Linked DNA regions of Homo sapiens: region 2 is linked to region 1. A link is an interaction called in ENCODE POLR2A ChIA-PET data of the cell type or tissue named here. Cell type or tissue: IMR-90. All regions are shown on one strand. Links, peaks and the distances in the headings refer to the core of each region. The heading gives the core; the rest is flanking DNA. Region 1 overlaps MYLK (myosin light chain kinase). Region 2 overlaps CCDC14 (coiled-coil domain containing 14).

The links. ChIA-PET counts read pairs that join two places held together with the same protein. Peaks named below come from ENCODE experiments on the same cell type or tissue, not always from the same donor. Only the 100,000 strongest peaks of a DNase experiment are listed, where the experiment ranks them.
Region 2: POLR2A ChIA-PET joins it to region 1 with 6 read pairs; 2 of 35 experiments call an interaction of 5 or more read pairs at or near these places.

The regions. Positions count from the first base shown.
Region 1 is chr3:123,731,671-123,736,068 of GRCh38, forward strand. MYLK (myosin light chain kinase) reads right to left here. Exons shown (of 34, transcript NM_053025.4): 9 at 3,728-3,746; 10 at 2,017-2,552; 11 at 1,226-1,432. Among named protein-coding and RNA genes, the nearest start is that of MYLK-AS2, 44 kb to the left of the region's middle. In IMR-90, for the core only: no CTCF peak of the experiment used is centred there; DNase peaks (open chromatin) are centred at 941 and 2,651; H3K27ac peaks cover 3,324 bases.
Region 2 is chr3:123,925,025-123,929,422 of GRCh38, forward strand. The region is part of intron 12 of CCDC14 (coiled-coil domain containing 14); the gene reads right to left. Among named protein-coding and RNA genes, the nearest start is that of CCDC14, 34 kb to the right of the region's middle. In IMR-90, for the core only: no CTCF peak of the experiment used is centred there; no DNase peak of the experiment used is centred there.

The sequences.
Region 1 (4,398 bases), core at 156-4,155:
GATATCCCTGCCAGTGCTCCCCAAACATGAATTATTTCTAAGTCAAATATAAAAAGCCATATCATTTCACCAGTAAATAACTCAGGATATATCTCTCAAACAGATGAACTTATAAAAAAAAAAGTAACAAGACCACCATCACATCTTAAAACACCACGAATTCCTTTATATTAAATCTTATCAGTGTCCAAATTCTCTTGATGTTCCCATAAAAACTTTTTAAAGATTATCTCAGTCAGGATTGGCAGAAGATTATCAAAAATTATTGTAATTGTTGATGTTACTATATACCTTCTAATATAAGTTTTCTATAGGTTGTCTTTTTTTTTTTTTTTTTGCTTGCAATTTGTATGTGGAAAAAAAATGGGTGAAAGTTATTTGTTCCACAGTTTCCAGCAGCCTGCAATTTGCAGATTCTACTCTTGTGGTATTTGTTAATGCATTTCTCAAGGGTATGGCATGGGCCTGGGGCTTACATATGCATTTAGAGTAAGGGGGAAATTTTATAGAGATAGACAGGTACAAGAATATTTATCATAGGTATGTTATAATAGTGAAAAATGGAAACAATTTAATTATTCAACAAATAACAGCATACCTAAATTAGATACAGCCATTTCATGCAATATTATATGGCTACTAAAAGTCATGCTTTCCAAGAATTGTATAAAAAGATGTTAATATCACATGAGCAAATTAGGATAGAAAGCAGTATACAAATACCACAATGGTAAGTTTGTATAAAAAACATTAAAATATAATTTATTTCTGAGTCATAAGGTTATATATTGTTTAAATTCCCCACAATGAACATGCATTACTTTTATAAACAGACAGTACAATAAACATAAAAGATGTGGGATCCCACATCATCTCACATTACTCTAAACCTGTATATTTAATGAACACTCAGTTCTCTGTGGTTACAAACGTGAGTCACGGCACTATTCAAACAGCTGAGGGACCTAGGAAAGGTAGCTGTCAGTTGGGCTGGGTGTGGGGCCATGCATGTTTATTTTGAGGTGATTCTGATGTGAACTCCTGATTATGAATCACTGGCCTAGAGCAACACACTTGGCCTTGGCATGTGATTGGGGGTGACATTTCTGTCGGGCTGTGCACCAAGGCAGGGGGCTATAGGAGATGAACCATCTGCAGAAGGTGAAGCACCCCATGAATGGTTGTCCCACAGAGAATGCGGGGTGACCTGGAGAAGTGTACTCACTTTCCACTTGGAGGGTCCAGCTACAGGACAGCTGGCCTTGGGCGTTGGAAGCAGTGCAGCTGTATGTCCCACTGTCCCTGGTCCGGGCTTTCAGCAGGCAGAGGTAATGGGAGCCAGCATCTTCATAAACCTCAATGCTGCCTTCCTGTCTCCTCACGGGGGTGCCTTCCAGGAACCAGGCCACTTCAGGCTTTGGAATCCCGGAAACTACAGGGCCAGGTAAAGAACGTGAGCTCCCTATGCCCTGGAGAGCACCCTGTGATTGTGAGGTAGGTGGGGAAGGTGTGAGCTGGAGGAAAGGGCTCAGTTTGGTGTGGAGCTGCCCTCCCACCTCTGAGTCTGCTTCCTCACCCTCAACCACACTCCACAAGACGAAACCTCTTGAGAGAGTCAGGGGCCTTGAGGAGGATGAATACAGCGTGATGGGCAAGGTCTCCAGGTTGGCCAAAGCCAGGCAAGGGGAAGAAAGGGCGGAGGAGACCATGAGGTTTGCTTTTCGATGTTGGCGATAATGAGGGTGTTTCTTCTAGGGTGGTAAGAACTAGGGCCAGGGCCAGTACTCTATCCAAGAGCAAACAACAGGCTACTGTTAGGGGTCTCTCCAGAATAAAGGGCATTTCTACAATGAGTCACTCCTAAGGGGAAGGCCCTTGTAAGGTGGTTTTCTAGGGGAGCTAGTCCAAGAAGATGAGTGGATATAGGTGATGCAGACTAGCTGGGTGCTGAAGGAAGGGAGTGGCCACCAAGGGGCTACATTTTGGCAATCGGTGACCCTAATTACCTCTACTCACCTTCACATCTGAACTTGACAGTTTGATTTTCCTTGACCTCCTGGCTTTGGGGCTTGCTCTCAAATTTGGGGAATGCTGAATCCCTCTGGCCCTCCATGGGGATTCTCCTGTTAGCAGCCTTGCTCACAACATCTTGGCTCCCCAGGCCAGGCTGCCTGGTGGGGAAGGTGGCTGGACGGGGAGGAGCTGGCCTCTTCCTCTCTTCTCCAGAAGGTGATAGGACCCCCAGGCCTGGTGCTCTTGGTTCCGGCTGAACTCTTGCGGCCTGCAGGGTGATGGAGCTGGAAGTCTTCTGAAGGACCGGGGTCTGCGGGGCCGTTCTGGGCGAGTCCTTGCATGACTCCAGCTTGGACTCCCTTGGGGGCTGAGGCTGGCTGTTTGCAGCCCAGGGTGGGGAGCCACCTCTCTGGGGGCTGGAGCAGTTCTTGCTTTTGGCTGCAGCCTCCAGACTGTCCAGCTTCGACTCCTTTGAGATTACATTGGTCACCTCTTTCCTGACATCTGAATTGGTGGCTTTTGTTTCTCTCACAAATGACCTGTGTGGTGGTGAGGGTGGGGGTAGGGTGGGTGAGGAGAGGGGAGAATAGAATGATCATCTGGTTACTCACAAATATTACTCATCACAAGCACGGATTCCAGGGATCACAAAAGCCCACAAGTTAAGGGCAAGTAAGAGCATCTTTCTCTGCAGTTTGCCCAGTTTCCCAAGCCACAGCACAAGCAGCCATTCCCGACACTTGCCTGTCCCACAACCCTGCCCAGAGCCCTGCTTTCCCTACAGTTCCCTTCTCTACTAGTGCCTCCGTAGTTCAACCTCTGCCACCGGTGTCCCGTGTCCACTCTGCCCTCTCTAATCTATTTTCTATACAGCGACCATAGTCGATCTTTTAAAAACATTAATCAAATTATGTCATTTCAAGCCCAAGGATTTTCCAACAGCTTTTCCACTACTTTAAGAATGAAACTGAGCCCCACAAGAGGGCCCACAGGAATGCCAGCTCCTGATCGTACAGACATTGGCCTGCCATTCACCAGGCTGCGGCCACACTGGCGTCCTTCTGGGTCCCCATGGGCCCATCTCTTGGTTCACAGCTTGTACATGCTATCCCTGCTGTTTGGAGCACACTCCCTGAGCTTTTCTTCACCAGCTAACATTCCTTTGCACAGGTCTGAGCTCAAATACCAAGTTCCCGAAATGGCTTCCCTGCCCCTCTATTCTAATCAGTGCCTTCCTGTTGTCCTTCCTCACAGACGCATCCCAGTTGGTAATGTGCGTTCGTGTGGTTTAAGCCCTCCTCTACGCCCACCCCTGCACATCCAGCATCTAGCGCCGAGCCTCACACACAGGAAAGAGGCTCCTGCTGGGTCTGGGCTGGATGAGTGAACAGATTCCGCCCTGGAATGAGGAAGGCGGCCTTCTCAGAGCAGTGTTCTTCCTCAGGATGCTAACCAGAGAAGAGACTGTGTAGATACTGTGAAAGGTGGCAACACTGAGTTTTCCAGTCTCAATACTGACAGCAACCTGAGATAGAACCCGTGTGTCATATTACAATAGGAGAACAAGACAAAACACCCAAAATAAAACAACATCCTCCAAATGGCCAATTCTTCTGCCCCATAAGATGATTCAGAAATTCAGGGCATTTCTCGGTAACATCCTTGCAGGGCATTTCAAGAGGGAAAACGTAAAAGTCACAAAGCCTAGACATACCTATTGGCACTGTCCAAACCTGGAAAAAGGGGGAAGGGTGGAAAGACTGTTAGTAGAATGCTGTATACACCAAAATTTCCCTCCCCAGGCACTTCCTCATCACCGTGGTCCCACCCTGCTGGCTCCTTCCAGCTTCCCTGGTGCTGAACGTCTTTGGCCTTTGAACTCCCCCCAGCCCTAGAGTACATTGTCAAAGCTTCAGGTTCTGTCCTTTGGGCTTCTTAATAGTGGCTGGTGCTACCATACCCTGAGGGCATGGAATCTGTTTCTGTTCACTAAACAGAAGGAAAAAAAACCAATCCAGGGACAAACAAACATCTACTGAAAATTCCAAACCCAAATGCTGTAACTTACCAGTGTACAGAAAAGCATACTTTTAATGTTATCCAGTTCTTCAAAGAAAAAACATAAAATACATATTTTTCCTGCTATATTCTTTCTCAAATTTTATCATGGTAAACTTAAAAATATACAATAGTAGAAAGAGATAACAAACCCTGAAAGCCATCACCACGATTAAGGAGATACCACATTTTGCCAGTCTTATATATCCATTTTTGTTTTCTTTCGTTTATTTGTTTTTGAGTATTTTAAAACAAATATCAGGCAACATATTTTGTCATGAAGTCCATCAGGAGGGAATAGTATTTAACTGAATGTCAGGGCAGGCA
Region 2 (4,398 bases), core at 269-4,268, 190 kb after region 1:
TCACAATAGCCAAGATATGGAATAAACCTAAGTTTCCTTCAGTGAATGAATGATTATTTCTTTAAGGAAAACGTGGCATATAAACATATTGGAATACTACTCAGCCTTAAAAAAAAAACAAAAAAAAACCCAGGAAATTTTGTCATTTGCAACATGAATGAACCTGGAGGACATCCATATGTTAAGTGAAATAAGCCAAGAACAGAAAGACAAATACTGCATGACCTCACTTATATATGGAATATAAAAAAGTTGAACTCATAGAAGCAGAGAGTAGAATAGTGGTTACCAGAGACTGGGGTTGTGGTGGATGTAAGGTAGGGTATGGGAAATGGGGAGATGTTAGTCAAAGGGTACAAAGTTTCAGTTACATAGAAGGAATAAGTTTGTGGGTTCTATTGAACAGTAGGGTGACTATACTTTTTTTTTTAGATGGAGTTTTGTTCTGTTGCCCAAGCTGGAGTACAGTGGTGCAATCTCAGCTCATCGCAACCTCTGCCTCCTGGGTTCAAGTCATACTCCTGCCTCAGCCTTCCGAGTAGCTGGGATTACAGGCACCTGCTACCATGCCCAGGTAATTTTTGTATTTTTAGTAGAGACAGGGTTTTACCATGTTGGCCAGGCTGGTCTCAAACTCCTGACCTCAGGTGATCTGCCCACCTTGGCCTCCCAAAGTGTTAGGATTGCAGGCGGAAGCCACCACGTCCAGCCTAGGGTGATTATACTTAATAATAATCCAACATTGCTAAAAAAGTAAATTCCAAATGTCTCACTCCAAAATACAATAAGTGAGATGATGGACATTTAATTAGCTTGATTTAGTTATTTCACCTTGTTTACATATACCAAAACATCACTGTACCCCATAAATATAGTTAAAATGGTATTAATTTGTCAATTATGATATTAAAAGAAGCTAATGAGTTGTTACTACAACACAAAAATATGCTGGAGAAACATATCTTTGAAGGAATGCTGTAACGAATAATGACCCACTAATTAATTTGATCAGACTGCATACCGAAATTTTTATTTTTGTTTATTTTCAGTAAAGGAATACTTATATTGAAGTTTCTTTCCAGTTTTAAAAAAAATTACTGTTGCTATAGATAAAATCAGAGATAAAGAAAGGAAGGGACAATGACATTTAAAAAAGCTTAATTTCTGGAAATTAGTAGCAATTACTAATCTTCTGATGTATAAACAGAATATGACTCACCATTGTCTCTGAAATTAAAAATCTCTGTAAGAAATATGAAAACGTTAAAATTTTAAAGGAAGGAATATGAGCACCTAAACTGTGACAAGCGGATATATTGGTGTTTCTATTATACATAATTCAGCTAAAGACACTGATTTTTAATACTTAGAAAACTGGCACATTTTCATAACAAATGCAGGGTTCTTTCTAGGCTACTTACAAAAATATATTAATTTAAATAACTATGAGTACTTGTAAGAATGCTCTTTGAAACTATTCACTATTTACTTAAATAATGTTATATATTATTTAATTTATATATTTTTAAATATAAATATTATTTAAATTAATATTTAAAATATTATTTAAATTAATATTTAAAATATTAATTTTCCTCACATTTTAATGGTTTTATAACATGTTGTAGTAAGATCTGAAAAAAAAGTGACACAGGCACATTTAAAATCATTAAAGGTTGGAGAAGGAAAAGAAAGAGGGTTTGTGGTATTTCTTTAGACCTTGTACATGTACCTTTCAGTCCCATTACTCCTCCCCCAAAGTCTGAGAAAGGCATTCAGAAATTTTACAAAATCTCTTTTCGGAGATTATTTAAAACACACATACCAAAACCATATGCCTATCTGACTAAGGTGACTATGGGAAGAGTGAAGGAGTAGAAGAGCATGTAGATTTATCTGTACTGTCGGATGCTGGTGCTTTACACTCTAACGTCCAAAGTAAAATTAAAATGGTCACAGCAATCCACTTATAGTACTAGAGATGTTCCTAACCAATTGAATTGCATAGGGTGTCATCAAAGAAATTATAAATCAACAATGTGGATGAATTTAGATATAATTAAGCTCAGAGACTTTTTTGTTTTGTTTTAATGTAAAGAACAAAACAATGGCTGGGTGTGCTGGTAATCCCAGCACTTTGGGAGGCCAAGGTGGGAGAACTGCTTGAGCCTAGAAGTTCAAGACCAGCTGGGGCAACATGGCGAGACCTCGTCTCTACTAAAAGTAAAAAAAAAAAAAAAAAAATAGCTGGGCACAGTGGCATGTGCCTGTGGTCCCAGCTACTTGGGAGCCTGAAGTGGGAAGATTGCATGAGCCAGGGAGGTTGAGGCGGTACTGAGCTGTGATCGCACCACTGGACTCCAGCTTGGGTGACAGAGCGAGATTCTGCCTCAAAACAAAAAAAAGTATAAAACTGACATCAATGAACGTACTTAGAATTTTGAAGCTGTTTCTAAATCTTTAGAAAATGTAGGGATAGTGCTAAACTCTACATGAGATACTGTGCTAAGCCTTCCCATCATGTTTTTACAATCATTCATAAGAGTGCAGTCAATCTGACAGGTGAGCTAGTAGTCATGAGGCAGGATTTATGCCCAGCATAAAAACGTGCTTAACAAAAATGTAAAAAACTGATAGGAAAATTCTTTAGTCTTACGAAAAGGAGAGCAAAAGTCTGTATCTAATATTCTAGACAGGGCCTTTTATAAAGGCAAATAGCAAGAATTAATGAACTTTTTCAGTTCCTATACTTCTATGTTAGATAAATGTTAAGGAAAAAAAAAAGGCTCCAGTTACATTTTTTCATTCTGAATAAACAATGGAAAAGGCAGACTGCATGTTATTTTGAAAGAATGAGCAGGTACAAAAGTATCTCCTACACAGGTAGAAGAATCCCTCAATAATGGAGCATCTTTATTCAGAGAAAAGCTGTCCTCTTTAAAACAGAAAGCAAAGCTGAAGACAGAATCCAAAATCCTGGCTCTGGTCCTAGTTCAGACACTAGCTGTGAAAGTCAGGTAAGTCCCTTTTTTCTTTGGGCTTCCATTTCTACTAATTTCTAGAAAAGTTATACTGTTACTCTGAAAGATTTTTCTTATGTTTTTGTTACCAATTTTCTTAGTAAATGCATTGCATATGTTGAATAGTATTGTCAACATGTGCAATGCATTTACTTAAAAAAAGACGTATCTGGCCTGGCACGGTGGCTCACGCTGGTAATCCCAGCACTTTGGGAGGCTGAGGCTGGTGGATCATGAAGTCAGGAGATAGAGACCATCCTGGCTAACATGGTGAAACCCAGTCTCTACTAAAAAAAAAAAAAAAAAAAAAAAATAGCTGGGCGTGGTGGAGGGCACCTGTAGTCCCAGCTACTGGGGAGGCTGAGGCAGGAGAATGGCGTGAACACAGGAGGCGGAGCTTGCAGTGAGCCAAGATAGCGCCACTGCACTCCAGCCTGGGCGACAGAGTGAGACTATGTCTCAAAGAAAATAAATAAATAAATAAAAAAGATGTATCCCTACATATGTCAGTAAAGCACTAGAATAAGCTCTTCACTTGTCAATGTGGATATTTAGCAACTAAAAGTAATTAAATATTTTTATGTATGCTTCACACATATATATTTGGAACATAATACAAAATTAATGTTTGTTGAATAAACAAACGAATCCATCCATTCATCCGTCTACCTCCCAGGTAAAAAAATTATAACGTTTACTTAGGCTAAATCAGGCATGGAGTTGTCACCATGGCTAAAGCCACTCCATGTGCAAGAGGAACATCTGGCTAGAAATTAAAAGATGTGAGTTCTAGTCCCAGCTCTGTTATTAACATTCTACTAATACTTAATTTGCGTGGCCTCAGTTTGCCCATCTATGAAAATGCAGATACTAAAATCTTCCCTCCATAGATGAGGACAAATAAAATGACATAGGAAAGACAGAACTTTGAAAAAAATCAAAGTACTTTATAAATAAAAGATATCAGCTTGTGATTTCATACCCATAAAGAAGCTGAATTTAGCAGTATGACAAAAAAGATTGTGAGAAGGAAGGAAAACTACCAGAGAACTACATCCTCCGCTTCATCGGATTTTCTGCTTGGGGCTAAGAGTTGCCCCTTAGAATGAAGCAGATGCTCATAGTAACTCCTAAGCAAACTCTCATGGCACTTGACCATGCTGACTCACTATTTTTTTCTTTTCTTCCTTTTTCTTTACTAAACAGACTGTATACCATATATAACTTTTACAAAATAACAGTTTATTGAGATATTATTTTAATATATTTATTTATTATTTTTTTGAGACAGGGTCTTACTCTGTCGCCCACGTTGGAATGCAGTGGCATGATAGTGGCTCACCGCAGCTTCCACCTCCTGGGCTCCTCCCACTTCTGC